3 separate regions of the Homo sapiens genome follow, and all the other regions are linked to region 3. The links are chromatin loops, found by intact Hi-C in ENCODE. Cell type or tissue: endothelial cell of umbilical vein. All regions are shown on one strand. Each heading gives the region's core, and the rest is flanking DNA. Links, peaks and the distances in the headings are about the cores only. Region 1 has its middle 58 kb from the start of LINC02151. Region 2 overlaps LOC107987166 (a long non-coding RNA gene). Region 3 holds the start of LOC107987166 (a long non-coding RNA gene).

Region 1 (7,909 bases), core at 1,212-6,211, 87 kb before region 3:
AAACTACTCCAGGGCATCTGGGTGGTGGTATGTACATGTGACTTCCAGCAGGTGTTGGACAAGGGCAGCTTGCATGGCAGTACCCAGAGGGAACTGAGGGTCCTTGGGGCATCCCTGCCAGATACTTGCTTGCTTTTGGTGATGAGACACTCTCTCCTCCTGAGGCTGCCCTTTTCATTAAGCAGTTCAATATGAGGGTATTCAAACCTGTGACCTGGGAGTCCCTGTGCCTCTTGTTTTGTCTGTTGTTTTCATGCTTTTGGCATGGCCTAAAAGGGGCAGCATCTCCTACAACTCAGCCAGCAGAAATAACGGAACACACCTGTGTTGTGTGCTTGCTATGTGTCCGGTAGTTTTCTTGTTGAATTTGTATGATAGTTTGCATAAGTCCTGGTATCACCCCTTTTGAAGAGGAGTAGACTGAAGTATAGAGAGGCTGTGTAACTTGACCAGAATCACACAGCTAACAATGGGTGAGCTGGATCCAGATTTATGTGGCTGAGCTAAGATTTGAATCCTGGTCCCTTTTCCTGCCAATCTGCAGCTTGGGGAGGTTCTCAGCCTTCTTTTTTTTTTTTTTTTTTTTTTTTTTCCTGAGACGGAGTCTTGCTGTGTTGCCCAGGCTGGAGTGCAGTGGTGCAATCTTGGCTCACTGCAAGCTCTGCCTCCTGGGTTCACACCATTCTCCTGCCTCAGCCTCCCGAGTAGCTGGGACTACAGGCACCCGCCACCACGCCCAGCTAATTTTTTTTTGTATTTTTAGTAGAGACGGGGTTTCACCGTGTTAGCCAGGATGATCTCGATCTTCTGACCTCGTGATCCACCTGCCTCGGCCTCCCAAAGTGCTGAGATTACAGGCATGAGCCACCGTGCCCGGCCAGTTCTCAGCCTTCTATTGGGCATTTTGAGGGCCTTTAAGTCAGGTTCACTGTTGGGGCAGCTTCTCAGGGCTTACCACTCCAGTCCCCCAGCTCTCTCAAGCCCTTCAGGGCATAAAGCATGTACTACAGCATGTGCTGGGCCAGGGAGACAGCCTGGTCCTGGATCCCCTTCACAGGAATTCCTTCTCCCCTTTCTTTGCAAAGGCTGGTTGGTGCATGGGGAGGTTCTGTATTTGCCAACTTGTTCCCAACCACCTTATAGCCCTTGTGTCTGGTCCTACGCAGGGGCACTTTCCTGGGCTTTCTCTCTCTGCCAACATCAAGCATGCCACCGTAGCAAGCAGGAGATCCTTTCCACCTCCTCTCAGCTCAAAGCATTGAAGACAACGTCCCTAGGCTCTGATTGGCCCAGGGCCCTCCTGTACACGTTCTTCTAGGTGGCAATCAACCCTGCCACATAAACAGAGTTCTCCCAGGCCTGCCTTGGCTGGTTGTAATAAATACTGGCCAGATCAAAGCCCAGCCAAAGCCCCTTTGCATAGGGTCCATTGCCCCACCTGCTCTGCCAGGCACCTGCATCCCTAACTTGAAGAGCTGGAGTCAAGAGTGCCAACTCCGGCCCTGGAAAGATGGTTTGGAGAAAAGGTTTGCAGCTTTAGTGTGAGCTAGCCTGGATCAACAGGGGGCTGGGAAAGTCCTGGGAAATACTTCCGTGCACACACTGCATAGGACCCTGGAGGTAGAGGGAGGATGGGGCAGGCAGGGGGTAAACCCATCCTCAAGGGAGCTTTGCTGAAAGTTTGAGGCCACCCTGGCCCCGCTTAGGGGCCTTTCCAGAAGTGTAGTTCTCCCCTGTTGCCCAGCCAGGCCCCTCTTCAGAGCTCCTTCTCCAGGCTGGTCCCTTGGGCTCCTTGCCTCCATCAGTTCTGACATCCTGCCTCCCTCAGGCCGGGCTGGGCTCCAAGCTGGACGGCACAGAGCAGAGACACCTCTGGGCAAGGCCACGTTAGAAAAACTCTCTAAGCCTGGAGATGCCCTTAAACCCAAATGCACATGTCATTGCATCTCACAACAAATTTCACTGTCGTTCATGTTTTATTAACATAAATGCCTTAAAAGCAGATCAGAGATTCAACTAATTTGCTCATTAGTAAAAGGAAATTAGCCATTTGAGATCTGTTCTAATAAAATTAGCTTGGTGACAAATGCTTTGTTGCTGTGTTTATTAGATTACCATACTCCCTGCATTTTCAAGGCCAGAGCAGTCGTCAGCAACTCTTTAGGGTATTCTCCTAGTTTCTCTCTTCCTCTTTTTGTTCTTCCTTTCAGGCCTGTGGAGATTGTTTTTCCCTTTCAAGGCTAATTGGGAAGGCCTGACCCAAATCTGTGCCCTATTCACACAATCCCAGGAGGCCCAGGAGTGCCCGCTCCCTCCCCTCCCCCTCTGCACCCCCTTCCCAGCCTCTCCCTGCCTCAGCCCCAGCCCCATCCTTTTAGGCTTTCCATGTTGCCGGTCCTTTAAATGAAGCTAGCATATCTTGCCATCCGTCATCTCCCAGGCCAGTGACAGACCCTCAGCAGCAGCCCTCCCCACTCCTCTGGGTCTCCTTTCCCCATGGAACCTTCTGGATTATCTTCCAGGTGAAGAGCACCCTCTGAATTCATGCTTTGGCTTCACCCATTTGCTTGTTTCCATCCCCTGGAAGCGGCCCGCTGTCAGTGCGGTCAGATTCCACATTTGCCTCCACCTTGCACATGTGTGCTGGCGTCTGGACCTTGACTGGCATGGCCAGGAAGCTCATGAGGCACCCGTCATGCAGCGAGCTGCCTGGGGTCCCGCCTGTGTCTGAGGCTGGGCAAGGAATGTGTGATCACCGGAAGCTGCTAGTGAACCCAGGAGTATAAGATTAGCAGCATGTGCTGTCTCTATCACTATGGAGATGATGGCTGGCACCTCTTTGTGGAAGCATTTCATCCCACCTGATGTATCCTCTTCACACCTACCATGGGTATTTACTTTGTGCCAGGCACTGAGGGTGACCACACTTTATTTGCCCTCCTTCGTGGAATCTTCTGGATGATAATAGAAACATGTTGTTCTCATTTTTTTTTTTTTTGAGACGGAGTCTTGCTCTCGCCCAGGCTGGAGTGCAGTGGCGTGATCTCGGCTCACTGCAAGCTCCGTCTCCCAGATTCACACCATTCTCCTGCCTCAGCCTCCCAAGTAGCTGGGACTACAGGCTCCCACTACAATGGCCAGCTAATTTTTTTGTATTTTTTAGTAGAGACGGGGTTTCACCATGTTAGCTAGGATGGTCTCGATCTCCTGACCTCGTGATCCGCCTGCCTCGGCCTCCCAAAGTGCTGGGATTACAGGTGTGAGCCACCGTGCCTGGCGTTCTCATTTTAAAGAGACAGGACTGACATTTGCAAAGTTCCCCAAGGTTACCCTACTTGTAAGCTGCAGAGTAAGTTTTTTTTGGGGGGGGGGTGGGCGGGGGAGGGGACAGAGTCTTGCTCTTGCACAGGCTGGAGTGCAGTGGTGTGATCTCCACTCACTGCAGCCTCTGCCTCCCGGGTTCAAGGGATTCTCCCACTTCAGCCTCCTGAGTAGCTGGCATTATGGGTGCACGCCACCATGCCCAGCTAATTTTTGTATTTTTATTTTTATAGAGACAGGGGCTTTGCCATACTGGCCAGGCTGGACTTGAGCTCCTGACCTCAGGTGATCCACCCTCCTCGGCCTCCCAAAGTGCTGGGATTAAAGGCGTGAGCCACTGCACCCAGCCTGCAGAGTAAGAATTTGAACCCAGGCTGTGTGTCTTCAAAGCCCCTGACTTTCACCACTAGGCTACATGCTGTGCCTGGATGAATGTCTGCTGCCTGCCCTCACTGGCATGTGACATGGGAGCTTCCTGAACGTGGGTCTCTGCCTCATCATCTCTGTATTCCTCACAGTGCCTAGCACCAATGTGGCATGTGGTGAGTGCTCAGAAACATCTACTGAGTGAAGGTAGCTTGGGGAGAGATGATCAGACAGCCCAAACTAATCTGGGGTTGGAGGCTTGTTGCAGGGCATCCAGGATGATCCAGTAGAACCTGGGCGCTCTTCCTTCTCTCACTTAGCTGTCAGCAGCCCCCCGCCTTAGCCCCAGTCCCTCTTTGCCCCTTCTAGATTCCTTCTATCCTGATACAAATCGCTGGCTCAGACAACAGCGATGTGTTTATCCCACAGGATGTGACTCTGAATATTAGAATGTCAGAAGTGGCTGCCTTCACAATAAGTTGCTGTCAGAGAGGAAATAAAGGGGGAGTTGCAGTTATTTAATTTGGAGCATGCTGGTGGCAGGCTGGGCCTGAGGATGCACTGCTATTTCCCCGGCAGCTGGGGCACCTGCCCTGACTCTCATCCTCCCTCGGGCCTGGACGGTGACTGGTCACACCTCCCTCCAGCCCCTGGGTCCTAAGTAGGTTCCTGGCAAGATCTCCCCTCCCTCCAGGGCTCTGCCCCCTCCTCCGCCTCTGTAACCCTAATTTGCCTTGGTGGCTTCAAGTCTTTCTCAGCCCTTCCAGTCCTCAGTGTGCCCTGTGTTGTCACTCCTGCTCTTTGTCCTCCACCCCCCTGCCCAACCTCCTATCTCCTGGCTCCCTTAACGATATTTCCTCACTCATTTATCCCTACCACTCCTGTGAGCTTCTTAAAGAACAAGGAAGCAAGGGCTCAGAAAGGCTGGGCATCCGGGTCTTCTGATTCCATAGGACGAGACGCTAAAGGAGGCCAGGAAGAAGGGTTCAACTGTCCCTGAGTGCCTCCTGTGGGCTAAACTTTGGGCTAGCAAGATGAGTGAGATGTATGGTTCATGCCCTGAGTTGGGGTGGGGTGGGGAGTGTGCTCTTGCTCACAGTGGTGGGGTGGGATTGGGGCGGCCAAAGAATTGATGGGCACTGGCCAGAGGAGGCTGTAGATGGGGTCTTTCTGAGTGGTAAATACTTGGGATCTGAATCTCCTTTCCTCTAATGGCAGGTGAGTCTCCTTTCTTTGGTTTCGGCCTCTGGGTGCTCTGGGGCGCAGCATAGGCAGAGGGCACTGGAGTGAGAAAGGATAGTCAGGCTGAGACTCAGAGGCTGCTTTTCTTGATGGAGACAGCATCCCTCTTTACAGTGCTGGACCTTGGGGTATGAACCATGTGTGCTGCTGGTCCCAGCCTTCCCAGGAGAGGAGTCTGGGTGACTATTCAGACCAAGTTGCCCCAGAGAGATAGAGAGAAATAGACTTTGGAGTCCATCACATTAGGACACAAATCCAGGCTCCTCAGGTGCATGGTGGCCTCAGGCTAGTTGCACAGCCTGCCCAGGCCTCAGATTCCTCATCTGGTGTCCACGTGTCAGGAGAGTTGTGAGGGTGAATGGAAACCGGGAGTGATGTATCCGAGGAGTGGCCCTGTAGCTGGGAGGCAAGGCCCAGATGGACTTTCAGCCAGGCATAGGCAGGAGGTTGCTGGAGCTGGAGCCTGCAGGGTCCATTTAGCTGAAGCTCTTGGGCATCCTGAGTCAGCCCAGAATCAGCTTCTGTTCAACCCCAGCCCCTGCCTGGTGAATCAGCCCTCTGGAGAAAGGGCATGTCTCCCTTTCTCTCTCCCTGGGAGTGGGGCAGCCCATGCTGGTGAGAGGCCTTAGCTCTCTGTGGAAAGAGGAGAGGCACCTGCAGGCTGCTAGATCTGTGTTCACCCTGTTTCCTGCTCTGCTCCTTCCTGAGCCCCAGACTCCCACTCAGCACTGCACTCTGCCCAGAGTTACACCTCCAGGTGTCCTTACCTGATCCAGGGCTCCGAGGAGACCTCCACTGCTGGGTCTCCCATGGCATAAGAGTGTGAGCTGCTGAGAGGCATCAGAGTGTTGGGGGAAAGGCATGAAGAAGAGGGACCTTGGTTCTAGTCCCAGATGGGCCGCTTGCCAGCTTTGTGAGCTGGGCAGTTGCTTTACCTCTTAGAGCCTGCATCTTGGGAAGGTGGCTATAGAACAGCTCATAGACTACTGTGGGGGCCAATAGGCTGATTTAAGTATTGGCATGGTGCCCAGCACACATAGGTGCAGTTTCTCCTCCTTGAGCACACAGTTGAAGCTTGCAGGGGCTCTCACCACAAATGCAGCAGCCCCTGACCTTCCTCACCCGACTCTCCCAAATCCAAAGTGTAGAGGTGAAGGGGACTTCAAGTAGGAAGGTGTCTTGATTCTTCTAACATTTTTTCTGCCCCTGTCTCTTCCTTCTCTCCTCTGGGTCTCCCATTGTAGGTATATTGGCACGATTGACATCATCCCACCAGTCTCTGAGACTGTTCATTTTCCTTCAGTAATTTTTTCTTTTTGTTCATCAAATTGGATAATTTCTACTGACTTATCTTGTTATCATGCATTCCTTTAGCTCTTTAAGTGTGGCTTTCTTTAATCTTTAAATGCATTTCTAGCAGTTGCTTTTGAAGATTTTGTCTGCTAACTCTAATATATGGGTCTGCTTAGAGTTGGTTTATATTAATTTGTTTTTTTCTGAATATGGGTTATCTTCCTGTTTTTTTTACATGTTGTAACATTTTTGTTGAAAACTGGACATTTTAGATAATATGTTGTACAAACTTTGGAGTCTGATATTTCCCCCCTTGAGAGTTGTTGTTGTTGGTTTTCTGTTTTGTTTTGTTTTATAGCAACATATTTGAACTTAATCTGGGGAATCTCTCTCCCTAGTGTTGCATAGCTGCTAATGTCTTTACTCAGTTTTTTAAAACTCTTTTTATTTTTATCCCGACTTAAAATTTGTCTCTATGTCCGATTAACTTGGTGGTCATCCAGCAATTGGTCAGAGATGTGTGCAAATATATTGAGCCATAAATGTCCCATCCTCTGACTGGGGGAGCACCTTAAAAGTTCGGGCAGTTTTCGAGTCTTCCTTCCTTTTACTTCCCACCAGGCCATTTCAGGTCTTCCCTGTGTGTCAACCTTCCAGCTTGTCAGGAAGAGATACTTCTTCAGCTGCTCTGTGGCTCTCTCTTCCAGGAGTTACCTGCTAAATTTCTGGTTGTTGTTGTTGTTGTTTTCTCTGCTGTTTGTCCCAGTTAGGACTGTAACCTCAGTCCAGCAGAGCTGTGGGCCCTGCCCATTTGCTTTCCTGCTGAGCCAGAAGATTTTACTGTCTACCCCTGGACACCTACAAGCTTAAGGCCTTCTGCTCCAAATCAAGTCAGACTTCCTGCTGTCAAGATGCCCCCTGCCCTTTTTTTTTTTCTTTTTTTTCCCCCAGTGGTTAGCCCCACCCAAGAAGAGCCACAAAAAGATGGGGGTGGGGACGGGAAGAGCAACAGGCTAGAACTTTGTGGACTCCTACTTCTCTTATCCAAAGTTCAGTTTTTTATGAACAAAATGAACAAATGCTTCTTGACGTGTTGCTTTGCCTTTGGTTGATTTCTGGATCCTCAAATTTTTTATGTTTTTTATTCTTTTCTATTCTGTCCAGTTTTGTTTTGTTTTAAACGGAGTCTTGCTCTGTCACCTAGGCTAGAGTGCAGTGGAGTGATCTCGGCTCACTGCAACCCCCGCCTCCTGGATTCAAGTGATTCTTCTGCCTCAGCCTGCCGAGTAGCTGAGATCACAGGTGTGTGCCACCACATCCAGCTAATTTTTGTATTTTTAGTAGAGACAGGGTTTCACCATGTTGGCCAGGCTGGTCTTGAATGCATGACCTCAGGTAATCCACCTGCCTCGGCCTCCTAAAGGGCTGGGATTACAGGGGTGAGCCACCGCACCCGGCCTATTCTGTCCAGTTTTATAGTTGATTTTGAGAAGAAGATTTGCTGACCTTTTCATTCCACCATTGCTGGAAATCCTGCTTTGATTCTTGAGACCTGGGTTTATAAACATGTAACTTGAGTTTTATTTGCAAGTGATGAAGAACCCTCTCTACCTGTTCAGGGCCTCACAGGCTTCTTGAAGCTTTTGATGACCTGACCTTTCCTCAAGGCAAAACTAATGGAGAGTTG
Region 2 (7,909 bases), core at 1,994-6,993, 75 kb after region 3:
TTTGTCAACCTTCGGGAACGCAGGGCCTAGATCAAGTTCAATGTCGTTGATATCATTCTGAGGTTTGTAACTGAACTGACTAAAGATAAGAAGAGAGGTTAAGTAACTTGTCCAACATCCCATGGCCAGTTTGAAGGGGAGCTATCTCAGAACCCCAGCCTGTGTGGCCCCAGAGCTTCCATCTTGTTGCAGATGCAATGGCATTTTTTTTTTTTGCATTCATTGATTCATTCAACATTGCATTCATTTGTTCATTTGCATTCATTGATTCATTCATCGTTCATTGAGATGCGACTACATGCTGAGAACTGTTCTTGGTGCTGGGGAAACTTCACTGAAAAGATAGCAAGGGCCCTGGCTGCATGGAAGTCACATCTGAGTGCAAGAGAGAGAGAGACATTGAACAACTTAACATGTAAATAAAACAGATCACTTGAGATAGGGATTAAATGCTATGAAGGAAATACAACAGAGTGATGTGTTGGAGAGTGACTGGAGTGGGGAGCATTCTCTGAGGAGGTGACAGATGAGCGGAGGCCTGAATGGTGAGAAGGAACCAGCCATGCACACAGCTCAGGGTGTGGATGCTGGGGGACTGTTCTAGGAGAAGGGAACATCAAGTGGGAAGGCCCTGTGTGAAGGAATGAGTGTGGCTTGTCTGAGGAGCAAGCAGAAGTCCCTGCAACCGTGTGGATGGTGGGGAGAGGACAGGGCTGAGGTCAGAAAGCTTGTAAGTACCTGATCAGGGAGAACCTTGTGGATCCTGATGAGGTGTTTAGATTTTACTGCAAGTACAGTGGAGGAAGCCATCAGCAAAACAACAGAAACTGTTGGACAGTGTGAGGAGAACATTATGATTGTGAGCATTTGCGAACAGCCAGAAAAGATATCCTTGGCCTATCAGCAGTTGGGCTAGCCTGTCAGCCACATGCTGTCCCTGCCCCCTGCAGTGCCCTGCTGACTGTGGGGGTGCCCTGCTGACTGTGAGGTTGCAAAACACAGTTATCCCCTCTGCCTACGAACCAGGGCCAATGGTCAGCCTCCTGCAGCTGGGCTTTCGCCAGCTTTGCTGGCCTTTTGACTCCTGCATCAACCTGTGAAATGTCAAAGAGTGTTTACGCTATTGTAGATCCTCATTTTGCCTTCTGGCGTGGGTAGAGCTGGGATTATGATCCATCCCCTTCCTTAGCAATGAGGCATCCTAGGGTTTCATGGTGGACCTGAGATCCTACACCTAGTTAAAGAAGGACATTAAACTGGAAACAAAGTTTTATCACTACTGGGTTGAGTGTCCCCCACCCCAGTCACTTTGGGTTCCAGAAACTTCAGGACAGGCTCACACAAGATTGTCCAAGTGTGTCTTTCAGCCATTTAGAATAATAGATGGAACTAGGAGACTCTGTATTTAGTGGTCTTTTAGGCCACTACCTATGAGCTATCAGCTATGATCTACAGCCAGCACTATTACCTGCTATAGCACTGCCCTCTATTAGCAACTATTATCAATACCAACTATTAGCCACCATTAGCTACTATTATCACCTAGCTCCTATTATCCATTATTAGCCACTCTTATCAACGATCTACTATTATCTACTATCAGCTTCTATTATCCTTAACCATTATCTGGTATCTTCCATTTGTTATCTGTGATCTACTATCGGCTACTATCTATTACCTGCCATGTGCAACAATCGGTCAGCTACTTTTTATTCTCTACTGTCTATAGTTACCTACTATCTACCAGCTACTATCTATTATTTAACACCCATCAACTGCCATCTAGCCATCATTCTCCATCTTTCCTCTCTACCTAAGCTCGCGCACAATAATTAATAGATATTAGAAATCTCAAGCCAGGACTTTGCTTACAGATGTCCCTCTAGGACAAGAGCCTCATTTCTGCCACCAAAAGTTTTGAGTGGCACTACCCATGGTGGCTTCCTGCATTCACAGCTAGAACCCTCGCTACCCTGCCCAGTGTCCCCGGCTCATGCGTTCATAAGACTCCTGGCTACCACATCACAGATCTAGAGGGAGCTTTGACAGAAAGAATTAAAGTTCCACACTTGGGACTGGAAGAGAAACACAGCGTTAATGACACATAGTTGGTTTGTCCAGTTAAAAGTTGCATGAGGTAGAATGTCTGCTCCCACGGGAAGAAGAATTCAGGAAGATGCCCATGGATCTTGATCTTGTCCTATGGACAAGACAGCTCAAAATAGAACTGATGAACCTGTTTCTCATTCCCAAACACACATGACCCAGGTGTACCCAAGGGACATCAGGGACAGGCTTGGGAAGGTGTGGTTGTGCTGAAGGCCAGCACAAAGGTGAGGGGTGCTGGATGCAGAAGACAAGAGGAAGAGCTCTGCTCCTGCAGGGAGCCTAATGGCCTGCAGGCCAGTGGGGTGGAGGGCATTCTCCCTGGGAGGCCTGGGTGCTGCTTGAGCACTGTCTGAGGAGGCAGATGGTGGTGTGGAAAACTCTGGACTTGCAGCCAGGTTGTGCAGGCTAAAGTCCTTGCTCTGGCAGCCAGTTGTGTGACTTTGAGCAAGTCATTTAACCTCAGGGCTTTCATGAAGGTAAGTGTGCACACCTGTGAAACAGGCTGCCAGGAGATGCATTCTGGGGATGCGGAGGGAACAGAGCAGTGGCAGGCACGCAGGAGCTCACCAGCTCTGAGGGAACCCTCTGCAGGAGGAGAAGGCTGGGGAAAAATCCACCATGTGTCATAGCTGGAATGGTCATTAAAGAACATCTATGATGGGGCCTTTCAGGGTCAAGTGCAGTGGCTCATGCCTGTAATCCTAGCTCTTTCAGAGGTGGAGGTGAGAGGTTTGCTTGAGTCCAGTAGTTTGAGACCAGCCTAGGCAACATAGCAAGACCCAATCTCTAAGAAAAAATTAATTAATTTAAAAGTAAAAAATAAAGTAAAAAAAAAAAAAAAAGATCGGCCCTGCGCAGTGGCTCACACTCCTTGCCTCAAGTGATCTGCTCGCCTCGGCCTTCCAAAGTTCCATTCCTGCCCTGCCACTTACAGCTTGGGTCAGATGTGCCATATAACTCCTGAGCCTCAGTTTCTCTCTCTGTTAGTGGAAATGCCTACCTTATGATTTTAAAAATAGAAAGTAATGAAATAATCTAAAGGAAAGTGCTTAGCCTTTAAATGTTTTCAATAAATACTTTTCCTGGCCACTTCTCCTGCATCTCCCCACCCTGTGCTCCCCGATTCTCAAAGGCTTCCATATTCGTGATCTCATTGACTGTCTCAGCCAGCAAAGCTAGTTCTTACACAAATAGGTCAGTAAAGCAAATACATTTAGTGTTTACATTTATGTAGGCAACAAGGCCAAAGGCCCTCACTGAGACAGCGATGACATATAGTGATCCCAGCAGACTTAGAAGCAGAAGCTTCTTCCAGAAATTTCCAGTATCCCTGAGGCCATGAGCTGTGTATGCTCTTGGGCTGTCCTCCAAGAAGCTCTGAGGTTGGGCAGAAACGAAGGCCAAGTTTGGGGGGTGCTGATGTCTTTCTCCCTCCCTCCCTCCCTCCTCAACTTGGCTTGTTTTAAAACCACTGACCAGGCAGATCCACTTCTCTCCTTGTCTCATGGACCTAAGATGAATCTGGCTAGGAAACCCATTAATGAGAAACATGATCTAAACCTGGAAAGGCTTTAACACTCTGGGGGAAAATATTGTTTTTTCCACTTTTTAAAGAAGTGCTTCTATTATCTCCCTTAAGATAAATTCCAGCTATTTACTCACCGTTTCCTCTATGAAAAAAGCATCTGCATTCCCTCGGGGCGTCTTTCTTGCTTGATAACCTCATAACCAGATTGTAGATGCATATATATCAAGATGCTTGTTACAGCACCTTCTCTCTCTCAGGTGTGAAGATAGATGGATGAGGATGAGTTTCGTGTATTCAGAACACAGGCAACCTGGGGCCTTGCTTTAACAACAGACTGATTCCCACATGAGTTTCCTGCCTGCTTGTATGTTGCCATTTATTATAAAGTGACTGCACCCCCACATCCTGGCCTGGGAGCCAAGCTCTTTTAGAACCAGGTCAGCCACAAGACCTAGATTTTCTTCTTTGAACCCTCTGGGAACAGAGTACAGACAGAGGTTAATATGGCTATACCCATTTGGCCAGACCTGGTTTCATGTAATTTGTCCCTTTGTTCTCCAAGTATGTTTGCATGTGCCCTATTTTCTGGTTGGCAATCATGGATACTGTAGCCGTATCCTTTCCTCTTGCCAAATTCATTCCTTAATCTCATCGGTCTTAGTGAGCTGTCCCCCAAAAAGACTTCCTTTTCTCTCTGGGAAGCTCTGACTAATCTTGCCCAGTGTTATAGGCTACTGGAATCAAATCAAATTCTATATTTAATCAGTACAACTAGGAACCCAGCTAGGTCTGTGCAAATGGGAGTTTTCAATCCCTGGGCTCCTGAGGCTGAAGGTTTACCTCCTGCCTCCAGGAAGGCTGCACTTGAAGGGTTTGATAATTCCACAATGCAGAGTTCTGCTCGTTCTTCTCTTCTTCCTTAGCTTTATTGAGGTATAATTTACATACCATAAAGTTCACTCATCTTGAGTGTACAATGCAATGATTTTTAGTATATTTACAGGGTTTTGCCACTATCACCACGATTTAAGTTAGAACATTTTATTGCACCATAAAGAAACTCTGTATTCTTAGCCATCAGTCACCCCCCAGCACTTCCCCCACTCCAGCTCTAGGAAACCACCAGTCTGCTCTCTGTCTCCATAGACTTCCTGATTCAGGACATTTTATTTGAATGGAATCATACAATATGTGGTCCTTATGACTGGCTTCTTTCACTTAGAGTAATGTTTTTGAGGTTCATTTGTGTTGTAGCATGTATTGGTACTTTATTTCTTATTATTTATATATTATTATTTACTATTTTGTTTATCCATTCACCGATTGATGAACTAATGAGTTATTTCCACTTTGGACTATAATGAATAATGATGCTATAAATTTTTTATTATTATTAGTTTTAGACAGGGTCTCTATCACCCAGACAGGAGTGCAGTGGTGTGATCAAGGCTTACAGCAGCCTGAATCCCCTGGGTTCAACTGATACCCCCACATTAACCTTCACAGTGTTTGGGACTACAGGCGTGTGCCACCACACTTGGTTAAATTTTTTTTTTTTTGTTTTTTTTTTCGAGACAGAGTCTCGCTCTGTCACCTAGGCTGGAGTGCAGTGGCATGATCTTGGCTCACTGTAACCCCTGCCTCCCAGGTTCAAGTGATTCTCCTGCCACAGCCTCCCGAGTAGCTGGGATTACAGGCACCCACAACCATGCCCGGCTAATTTTTGTATTCTTAGTGGAGACGGCGTTTCACCATGTTGGCCAGGGGGGTCTCAAACTCTTGACCTTGTGATCTGCCTACCTTGGCCTCCCAAAGTTCTGGGATTACAGGCATGAGCCACCACGCCCAGCCCTCAGCTGAATTTTTAAAAAAATTTTTTATAGAGATGGGATCTCCCTATGTTGCCCAAGCTGGGTGCTGCTATAAATATTCCCATACAGGCTGGGCATGGGGCTCATTCCTGTGATCCCAGCACTTTGGGAGTGGGCAGATCACTTGAGCCCAGGAGTTTGTGACCAGCCTGGGCAACATAGTGAGACCCTGTGTCTACAAAAATTCATAAAAAATTAGCTGGGTGTAGTGGCTCACACCTGTGGTCCCAGCTACTTGGGAGGCTGAGGCGGCAGGATCACATGAGCCCAGGAGGTCAAGGCTGCAGTGACCCATGATCATGTCACTGCACTCCAGCCTGGGTAACAGAGCAAGACCCTGTCTCAAAAAAAAAAAAAAAAAATTCCCATTCAGGTCTTCATGTCCATATAGACATATGCTTTTGTTTCTTATGGGCAGATACCTAGGAGTGGAACTAATAGATCACATGTCTACATACTCTATGTTTATTATAGGCTCTATATTTAACATTTTAAGAAGGTGCCAAGCTATTTTCCAAAATGGCTGCACTATTTTAAGTCTCACTAGAAATGTATGTGTTTTTCCAGTTTCTTCACATCCTCACCAACACTTGTTACTGTATGTCTTTCCTTTTTGAGGCAGGAGTACTGTGGTGCCATCATGGCTCACTGCAGCCTCAACCTCCTGGGCTCAAGTGCTTCCCATCTCAGCCTACCAAGTAGCTGGGATTACAGGTGTGCATGCCACCACACCCTATCTTTTTTTTTTCTTTTGTAGAGATGGGGGTCACTCTTTGTTGCCCAGGCTGCCCTGGAACTGCTGGGCTCAAGTGATCCTGCCTCCTTGGTCTCTCAAAGTACTGGGATTACTGGTGTGGGCTACCACACCCAGCCTGTATATCTTTTTGATGATAGTCAAAAAGCTGGAGGAAGAGGCCAGAAGCAAAGCAATGCAGATGGCTTCTAGAAACTGGAAAAGGCAAGGAAACAGCTCCTCCCCTAGAGGCTGCCAGCACTTTGGTATTAGCTCAGTGAGACGTGTGTTGAACTTGAAATATTTAGAAATAAACACCTTTCTTCATGTGTATAGTTGTTTTTAGGTGTGTCTTTCCTAGAGTCTGTATGTGTGAAACACTCCACAGTGACAGGCCATGGTGCATTGTTTCTGCTGAGCAAGGATCCTAAAAGAATGAGACCCTACAGAGCGTTTTGTCCCTGTGGTCTACTGTGAGGTCTCAGAAGTACATGGGACTTCGGGTGTCACAGCCATTTCTTTTCATGGTATTTATCTTTGATGTCCAGCTCTAGCTCTAGGAAAATGCAGAGAGGGGTCACGGGGTGTTGCGGGATGAATGGAGTCAGTAAAAGCCTAACTAAACCCAGGACCATCACATGATTTTTCATTCAAATCCTATCTGATAGCAACCTCTTTGAGCTTGGTAGCAGAGGTGAAAAGGGGATCTTTTTCCTTGCTCTGTTACCCACGTTTTGTCCTGAACTGGACATCTAATGGCTGGATCTAAAGATCAAAGTGTCTGGCCTGTGATCAAATGGCTGGCTTATGGCCTGGGGGCTCCTGCTAGATTGCCTGGGTGTACGTGCAGGCAAGCCAGACACGCTTCTCATCTCAAGGTCTTTAACTTTAATCACATCTGCAAGGTTCCTGTTGCCATGTAAGGTAACATGGACACAGGTTCCAGGGATTAGGGCACAGGTATAAAGTGGTATCTCATTGTGGTTTTGATTTGCATTTCCCTAGTGGCCAATGATGTTGAACATCTTTTCCTGGGCTTTTTGGCTATTCACGTGTCTTGTGAAATGGCTATTTAAACCTTTTTCCCATTTTTATATTGGGTTATTTGTCTTTTTATTGAATAATAAGAATTCTTTATTCGGGGTATTAGTTTTTATTGCTGCTGTGACAAATTGCTACAAATTTCTTGGCTTAAAACAACATAAATTTATTATCTGACAGTTCCATAGGTTAGAAGTTCGACATGGGTCTCACTGAGCTAAAAAGTAAAGTGTTGTCAGGCTGTAAGGGAGAATCTGTCGCTTTGCCTGCTCCAGCTTCTAGACATCATCTGCATTCCTTGGCTTGTGGCCCCTTCCTCCAGCTTCAAAGCTAGCAATGTAGCATCTCCCTGATGCTGCTTCTGGGGTCATATCTTTTTCTGGCCATAACCTGGAAAGGTTCTCCAACTGTAAGGACTCAGTTGATTAGAATGAGCCCACCTGGATAAACCAGGATAATCTCCATATCTCAAGGTCATTTAATCACATCTGCAAAGTTTCTTTTTCCTTTTGCTCTTTTTGAGACAGAGTCTCGCTCTGTTGCCCAGGCTGGAGTGCAGTGGCGTGCAATCTCAGCTCACTGCAACCTCTGCCTCCCAGGTTCGAGTGATTCTCCTGCATCGGCCTC
Region 3 (7,909 bases), core at 1,549-6,548:
TGACCTCATTTTGGTAAATGGCAACTCCAATCTTCCACCTGCTCAGGTCAAAAACCTTGGAGTCATCAGTGACTCCTCCTTTTCTTATACCTAAATATCCAATCCATCAGCAATCCTCTTGGTTCTGCCTTCAAAATGTATTCAGAATCCAAACAGATCTCATCACCTCCACAGCTACCTCCCTGGTCCAAACTGCTGTCTTTCATCATCTGGATGAATGGCAACAGCCTCCTATCTGGTCTCCCTGCTTCTGCTCTTACCCCTTATAGCAGTCAGAGTGACCCTTTATAAATGTTAGACAGTGTCTCCGCTCTGCTCAAAATCCTTCCATGCCCCGCCCGCTCCCCTCCCCCGCCCCCTGCCGTGGTGTGTAGATTACAGACCAGTGGCCTGCAATGTGTTACATGGTTCACGCACATCTTTACTTCTCTGGACTCATCTCTCCCACTCCCTATTCCCTCCCTCTGTTCCATCCACTCTGCCTCCTTGCTGGTTCAGCCTCAGGGCCTTTGCACTTGCTTAAAATGCCCTTTCCCTGGATAAGTATTTGGTTTGCTTCCTCACTTCCTTAGACTTTTGTCCAAGTATTATCTTCTCTGTGAGGTCTTCCTTGACCAACAAATGTAAAATTGCAACCCTTCCATCTTCGGTTCTCTCACTTTATTTCCTTTCTAGCACTAAGCTTCATCTGACATGCTATATATTTTCCTTATTTCTTGTCTGTGTCCCCAACTTGAACGTCTGCTCCTTGGGGACAGGGGTATTTATCTATTTTGACCACGTTTGTATCCCCAGGCATAGATCAAAGCCTAGATCACATAGTAGGTGATAGGAAATATTTGAATAAGTAATTGATTAATTGAATTAATAATAATAATTATAATAATGATGAACTGACAGCAATTAGCAGCATTTGAAGTATCATCTCCATTTAGTTTATCCTCCCAGGAGCCTGGTGAGGGAGATCTTATCCTCATTTTGTAGATGAGAACACTAAGGTTTGATATGATGATTCCTAGCGGGTGACATTGCTATTAGGTTGGTGCAAAAGCAATTACGGTTTTGCATTAAAAGCAATGGCAAAAAACCACAATTACTTTTGCACCAACCTAATTGTAACAAAGCAAGACCTGGCTTTGGAATCAGACCATCCAGGTTCAGCTGTTCACCCTGCCACTATGTGAGTCCTTAAGCATTTCCATAATTTCCTGAAGCCTTAGTTTCTTCTTCCATAAAATAGGGATAATTCTTATGTCATAAAAGTGTCAGGAAAATTAAGTAAATTAATCCTTGAGTGGTGACTGGTAAGCACTTGATAAATGTTAGTTTTTATTATTATTCTCCTTATTTATTATTATTATAATATCCCACTAATGAAGCAAGAAATAAAATTGAGGGGAAGAGATTCTCTTTTGGAATCTTTATTTTATTTTGACATCAACTCAGGATCCAACTACAGCCTTCTTTTGAGATTTAGGAGTTTAGGATTTTTGTTTTTAAAAGGCTCAATCTGGTCCAAGTCTCAACAACTAGATGTTTAGTGTTAGTGTGTATGCGTGTGTGTGTGTGTGTGTGTGTGTGTGTATGTGTATGTTGTGTGTGCCTGTGTATCTTTATTTTCCATTTACCTCAAAATTGATAGATTTCCAATTTAGAGCAAGGGGGGATCAGGAGGGAGAAGGAAAATGGAGCTGCCCATCAAAATTAGCAGGGAAGTGGGTAAAGGTCATTTGATCACAGCTTGGCTGTGCTCTGAATTAACCTGCATAACAGAGACTTGTTGAGTTTGCAGCTCTTTAAGGTGCATATTAACACCAGGAGGAAGGCAAGGAGACACCCTGAGAGAAGGTCAATTTGTGGCTGCTCAAATCAGCAGGGCTCCTGGAGAAACTTGGCTGGAGAAGCCAGCTCTGGGCCCTTTGGGTGAGAAGCAAGAGAGGAAAGTCCAGTCTGTGGAGGAGGGGAGGCCCCAGTGCTTCTTGGGGGCAGCTTCTGCAGTCTGGCTAACCTGTGAGAACCCTGAAAGTGCAGCTGGGAGGGACTTCCTCCCGAAGTGGAGCTGCAACAGAAAGAGAATTAAGGAGAGGTGAGCACCGCATCCAGCGGCAATTGCAGATTCATTAATTGTCTGTGGGGAAAAGAATGGGAGGCATTTATATGATAAAGATGCTGGGAAATTAGAGGGAACAGCAGTGCTGTTTACTGTTTTTATTTTATTTTTATTATCATTAAATTGCTTCAAGTCACCTGTAATTTCCTTAGGCTGTCACAATTAAAAATCTTTGAGGATTATATAAGACACACACAGTCAGAAAGGTATAATTTAAACTTGCAGAGGTCTGAGGGCCTCAGCTCTTTTTCATTACCTCCCTGGCAGTTGGCACTAATGGGTTGAATTAAGTGACCCCCCAAGGCAGGTTCCAGTTTCCAAGCCATGTGGTTTTACCATGAACTTGGGCCATGGTGGACAGCTGTGCCCTGGAGGGAGGAGGCATTACCTGACTGCATAATCCTGCTTTGCCCCAGAATGGCTCTCTGTCTGTGGGTGAGTCGTTTGTCCTCCCTGTCTCTCAGTCTCCCCAGCTGTCATGTGGGGATATTAGTCCATAACTTCCAAGAGTGTGGTTTGGCTTATATAAGACCATGAATTCTGTGTTCTGGCAATAATTCTCTGACAACAGCTGGGTGTCCTGCAATTCTACTGGAGTCTGACACTAACTACTGGGAGTCAGCATCAGATCCCACAAGTTAAAGGGCCAGGTCACCAACGAAACCATCCTTACTTCAGATATCACTTGCAAATGGGGTCCCCAGTGCAGGGGAGAAAAAAGAAATATCTTTTCCTCACTCATTGCAAGGTTCATGGCTGAGATCCTGTAACAAAAGACAGATTAATGAGAAAGAAGAGCAGGCAAATAATTCAATACAAGTTTTTGCATGGCCTTCAATAATGAAGGTCCAAAGACACAGGGAAAACTGTATTTTTACGGACAGTCATGTGGAAGTGTGATTGGAGAACAAAAGAGTGTGCTCTCATGGTAATAAACTAGGGGAAGCTTAGTGAGGCCTGTTTGTTCAGATTCTTCTTGGCATCCCTGTGTGATCATTCTTTCCTCTGAGTGTAGCCAGGATGCCTGTCATGTGAGGGTTTTCAGGGGAGGAGGGAGGGAGAAGGTCAGAGAGTGACCTTCTCAGGTTTTATGGCTTGCTTCAGGGAAGAACAAGTGAGGAGCATTTCATTTTCTATGATCTGTTTCAGGACAGAGGGGGTGGAGAAAGATAGAGAAAACTTCCTGCCTCTGCTGTTTTCTCAGTTTCTTTTAGCTTAAAATACTCAGTATGCCAAGATGCCATATTTTGGAGTAGTGTCTCCTGCACTCCGTCACTAGCCTACCTGCACTTCTGTCTGACTTGGCTACAAATTCAGGTGACTGCATGAGTCTCCTTCAGGTTCAATAATTTTCTAGAACAACTCTCGGGAATCACTAAAAGTACTGTACTCACCATTACAGTTTTACCTTAAAGGATACAGGTCAGGAACAACAAAATGCTCAAGGTAGGGCGATGGTGCACAGAACTTCCATGCCCTTTCCTTGTGAAATAGCCTTTCTAGCACATTAATATATTCACCCTTCCATGCCCTTTCCTTGTGAAATCGCCTTTCTAGCACATTAATATATTCACCAACCAGAAAGATCCACTGAGCTTTGGTGTCCAGAGTCTTTATATGAGTTTCATTATGTGGGCATGATTGATTGAATCAACGGCCTTGTGATTGAACTCAATCTCCAGTCTTTCTCCCCTCCCTAGAGCTGGGGGCTGGGGCTGAAAGTTCCAACTCTAATCCCACGCTTGGTCTTTCTAGCATGGCCAGCCTCTCCCTTGAAACTTTCTAAGGGCTCACCATTAGCATTTATACACTTTACTGTGGTCAAAAAGGGCTTGTTATGAATAACAAAATACATTCCTATCAGGAAATTCCAAGAGTTTTTGAAGCTGTGTGCCAGGAACTGGGGACAAAGATATCACAGCTTCCAAGTTGTAGTTTTCTTCAGAATCACTACAGAGCATGTTAAAAGTTCAGCTTCCAGGGTCCTGGTCCTCCAGATGGTTTTGATACAGTAGGGCTGGGTTGGGACTCACAATTCTCCATTTCTACCATTCCCCCAGGTGATGTTGGTATGGGTGGGCTATGAGTCACTCACTGAGGAATGCTGACATGATGTAATGTACGGTAACATGCATGGAATTGCTCTGAAAGCTGTACTGTTCTCCACAAACATTAAGCATTATCACTAGGACTGTTTCCTCCTTTGAACAGGTTTGATTGTTGGATATGTGTTAAGTGTAATTGTAATTAAATACTAGAGCTGAAGGATACTTAGAAGCCTTAGGTAATCTAGTTCCCTGGGATTCTTTGAAATATTTTTAGGGGTTGGGCAAGGTTGGAAGATGAAGTCAGAAATGGGGATGTGCAAAGCCTAATGGAGACTAGAGTTGGGCCATTCACAATGCTCCCTTAGCCATTCCTGCAATACTCCCCCTCATTTTCCCTCGTTGCCTCCTTGTTCATCCCAATGGATGTGGGTTGTGTTTGTAATGGATGTGGTTGAGCCCCACTTACTGCCTCCTCCCCATCTCCTAGGCTGACTATAAAGTGTGAAGCCTGGGTCCTCTACAAATCTGGGACCTCAGCCGTGACCTCAAAACTCTTGCAAGTTTCTAAATTGATTTCTTGAACTGTGGTTTTAAGACACTTCCCAAAGAACCACCTGGAGAGTGATAGTGAATTGGTATCTTTGCAGGATGAACAAAGAAATTGGCATTTTATTTTGTTTTAATTTTTTTGAGATAGAGTCTCTCTCTGTCACCCAGGCTAGAGTGCAGTGGTGCAATCTCAGCTCACTGCAACCTCTGCCTCCCAGGTTCAAGCGATTTTCCTGCCTCAACCTCCTGAGTAGCTGGGATTACAGATATGTGCCATCATGTCTGGAGAATTTTCATATTTTTAATAGAGATGAAGTTTCACCATGTTGACCAGGCTGGTCTTGAACTCCTGACCTCAAGTGATCCACCCGCCTTGGCTGGGATTACAGGCGTGAGCCACTGTGCCCAGCTGGAATTGGCATTTTAAACAAATTCTTAAGAACCCCCAACCCCTTTCCCTTAGCAGGCAGCCTTGTCTCTAACTTGTAGACAGTCCAGTGCAAGCTGGCAAGGGTTAGTGTACTGTCTGGCAGGTGGTGGGCTGTCGTGGAAGTTGATGGAATGGATGAGAGTATCAATAAATTCAAGCTTCCTTCTCTCCAACGTAAAGTTCTTTTGTGTCTTTGTGTTTCTACTCCCCATTCCACGTCCTGACCAAGGCCCCAGTGGGGCTTCTGGCCTTGTCCAAGATCCTGCTCTCAGTTAGCCTCTCTCTCCTGTGTCTTCAGTGTCTTTCTTTCCACCCATCTCTCCGCATGGACAGGTATCCCCAGGCCTCCTTTCAAGATACCCTTCTGTTTTCTCTTTCTCTGTGTCTCTAATCAATACTGGTTACTTTCCCTCTTAGATCAGTGGCATCACCATTCTCTCAACTTCCTGCACTCCTCACCTCTCTCTCCCTCTTTGCTACATCAGTCTGTGGCTGAGTCCTCCTATTTTACCTCTGCTTTTTGTGTTGTATCCAGTTTCTTCTTTCCCTCCCCAGTTTCCTCCCTACACTGGGCCTTCCTTTTCTCACTTGAAGTCTTAGCTCTTTTCATATCATTACTTTGTTCAAGATGCTTCTATGACTCCCCACTCCCAGCAGAATTAGATCCCCAATCTTTTGTTGCCACAATTTGGCTCCTGCTTATCTTTCATTTATTTATTTATTTATTTTTTGAGATGGAATCTTGCTCTGTCGCCCAGGCTGGAGTGCAGTGGTGCGATCGCAGATCACTGCAACCTCTGCCTCCCGGGTTCAAGTGATTCTCCTACCTCAGCCACCCGAGTAGCTGGGATTACAGGCACACACCACCACGCCTGGCTAATTTTTGTATTTTTAGTAGAGATGGGGTTGCACTATGTTGGTCAGGCTGGTCTCGAACTCCTGACCTCGTGATCCGCCTGCCTCGGCCTGCCAAAGTGCTGGGATTATAGGCATGAGCCACCGCTTCTGGCCTCCTGCTTATCTTTCAAAATGTATCTTCCACCACTCCCCTGAACTTTCAGTTTTCCAAAAATCCTAGATTCCTTCCCTCCTGGACCTGAGCACTTGCTGCACCTCTTGCCTCCTCACCTGTAGCCTTGCTGTTTGCATCCCTGCTCCCTTCCACATCAATCAGTTCAACTCCATGGCCCCTGTTCCAGGAAGCCTTCCATCATCCCCAGGCATAAGATTATCCCTGGAACCTCCCTAGCTCACCCCTGGTCTTTGCTGTGATTTGTACCACAGTCTGCTTTGCTTTGTGATTGTTCAGGTATGTGTCAGCTTCTGAGATTGTCAGCTCCTTGAAGATGGTAACAATATCAATAACAGCAGGTCCAATGACACCTACTATGAGTACCAGGTTCTTTGCATACAGTAACTTTGAAACTTATAACTGTACTCCAACTTAGTTGTAGTCTCCATTTTAGAGATATGGAAACTGGGGCTTAGAAAGGTAAAGGCCAAAAAGCTGACAAGGATGAGATTCAAACCCAGACTGACTCCAAAACCCACTCTCTTTCAACCCCACAACATGGCTCCCAAGGCAAAGAAGACAAAATCCACATTTATTGAGCACCTACTGTGTGCCACTGCTGGTAGGGATCCAAAGCTGGGCAAGATCATCCCATGAAACAATATATATATGAGTTACCAGAACAGCATCTGGCACGCAGTAGGTGCTCAATAAATGCTAATTGAGAAATGGATAAACTCAGAGTCCACTCCATGCCAGTGCTTGCTTCCAGAGTAGAGGCTGAGACCTCCCAGAGAATTATGGAAGAAACCCTGGGGCCTGAAATCTCATTCTGGCTCAGCGAAATGCAGTTCCGATGACCCTGAACAAGTCTCACAGCCTCTTCAAACCTCATTTCCTTGCAGTGAAATGAAGAAGCCAGATGACTTTTTTCTAAGGTCCTTCCAACTCTAATAGGTGAGGTGATGTAGGGGTCAGTGAGTTGTAAACAGGCAAGGCAAATACAAGCAGAAGTCATGATTTTAATACTTGAAATCCTTTCAGCAGCAAAGGCATTCCTCTGGTTTTTAGGAAGGCAGGATAATTTCCTTTTAGGGGCCAAAGTTCCCAGCTTGCCTGGGCCATCAGGGACACAGGAGCAGTGGACAAATGGCCACTGCTTTCTGTTGCATATGTTGGGAGTGTGATGCTCTGAGAGCCCTCCTGTCTCATGGGGTACTGACTTCCGTGGTATCTGGCCATGCTTGGCAGAGAGTTAATTAATGTCCGCAGGGCGAGTTAGCAGAAATAACAATTGCTTTGATTAAGGGAGAGAGATGGCTATGAGCTTTGCTTTAAGTAAAATGGACAAAGACAGGATAAGAGATCATCTGCTTCACCTTGAGTGCTGGGGCTCACTGGCCTGGACTTCTGTCCTGGCTCTGACCCATCCAGCTTCCCCCAGGAAATGAGGACCCCTTCCAGTTGTGCCTTAAAAGGACCCTTATTTTTGTTGTTATCCTAGATGCAAGGATCAACACTGCTGTGGACTCGGTGAATATAAATTTGGAGAGGAGCCCAAGATGATCAGGAGGCAGTGACTGAGGGCAGAGCGGAAGTACCTGGGTGCAGAGTCGGGGAAAGACACACAGTACACCATGGATAGTTAGTGTGACTTACCCTCCCGAGGGCTGCTGTGTGCAGACTCTGCCCTCAGCTCTTCCCTGCATTTTCTCACTTGATTTGCACACACATCCAAGGAGGAAGTGTGAACCCTCTGG

What was found. A loop is a pair of places that touch in the nucleus more often than their neighbours do. Peaks named below come from ENCODE experiments on the same cell type or tissue, not always from the same donor. Only the 100,000 strongest peaks of a DNase experiment are listed, where the experiment ranks them.
Region 1: a loop joins it to region 3, with 7 times the contacts of the local background. A loop is called at or near these places in 1 of 110 quality-filtered maps.
Region 2: it touches region 3 in a loop (4-fold over the local background); 1 of 110 quality-filtered maps calls a loop at or near these places.

The regions. Positions count from the first base shown.
Region 1 is chr11:116,554,939-116,562,847 of GRCh38, reverse strand. No RefSeq gene overlaps it. Among named protein-coding and RNA genes, the nearest start is that of LINC02151, 58 kb to the right of the region's middle. In endothelial cell of umbilical vein, for the core only: no CTCF peak of the experiment used is centred there; a DNase peak (open chromatin) is centred at 4,157; H3K27ac peaks cover 1,911 bases.
Region 2 is chr11:116,393,361-116,401,269 of GRCh38, reverse strand. The region is part of intron 1 of LOC107987166 (a long non-coding RNA gene); the gene reads left to right. Among named protein-coding and RNA genes, the nearest start is that of LINC02151, 100 kb to the left of the region's middle. In endothelial cell of umbilical vein, for the core only: no CTCF peak of the experiment used is centred there; a DNase peak (open chromatin) is centred at 4,759; H3K27ac peaks cover 2,407 bases.
Region 3 is chr11:116,468,054-116,475,962 of GRCh38, reverse strand. It overlaps LOC107987166 (a long non-coding RNA gene), which reads left to right and starts at 1,738. Exons shown (of 3, transcript XR_001748403.2): 1 at 1,738-2,086. In endothelial cell of umbilical vein, for the core only: no CTCF peak of the experiment used is centred there; DNase peaks (open chromatin) are centred at 3,052 and 4,092; H3K27ac peaks cover 2,452 bases.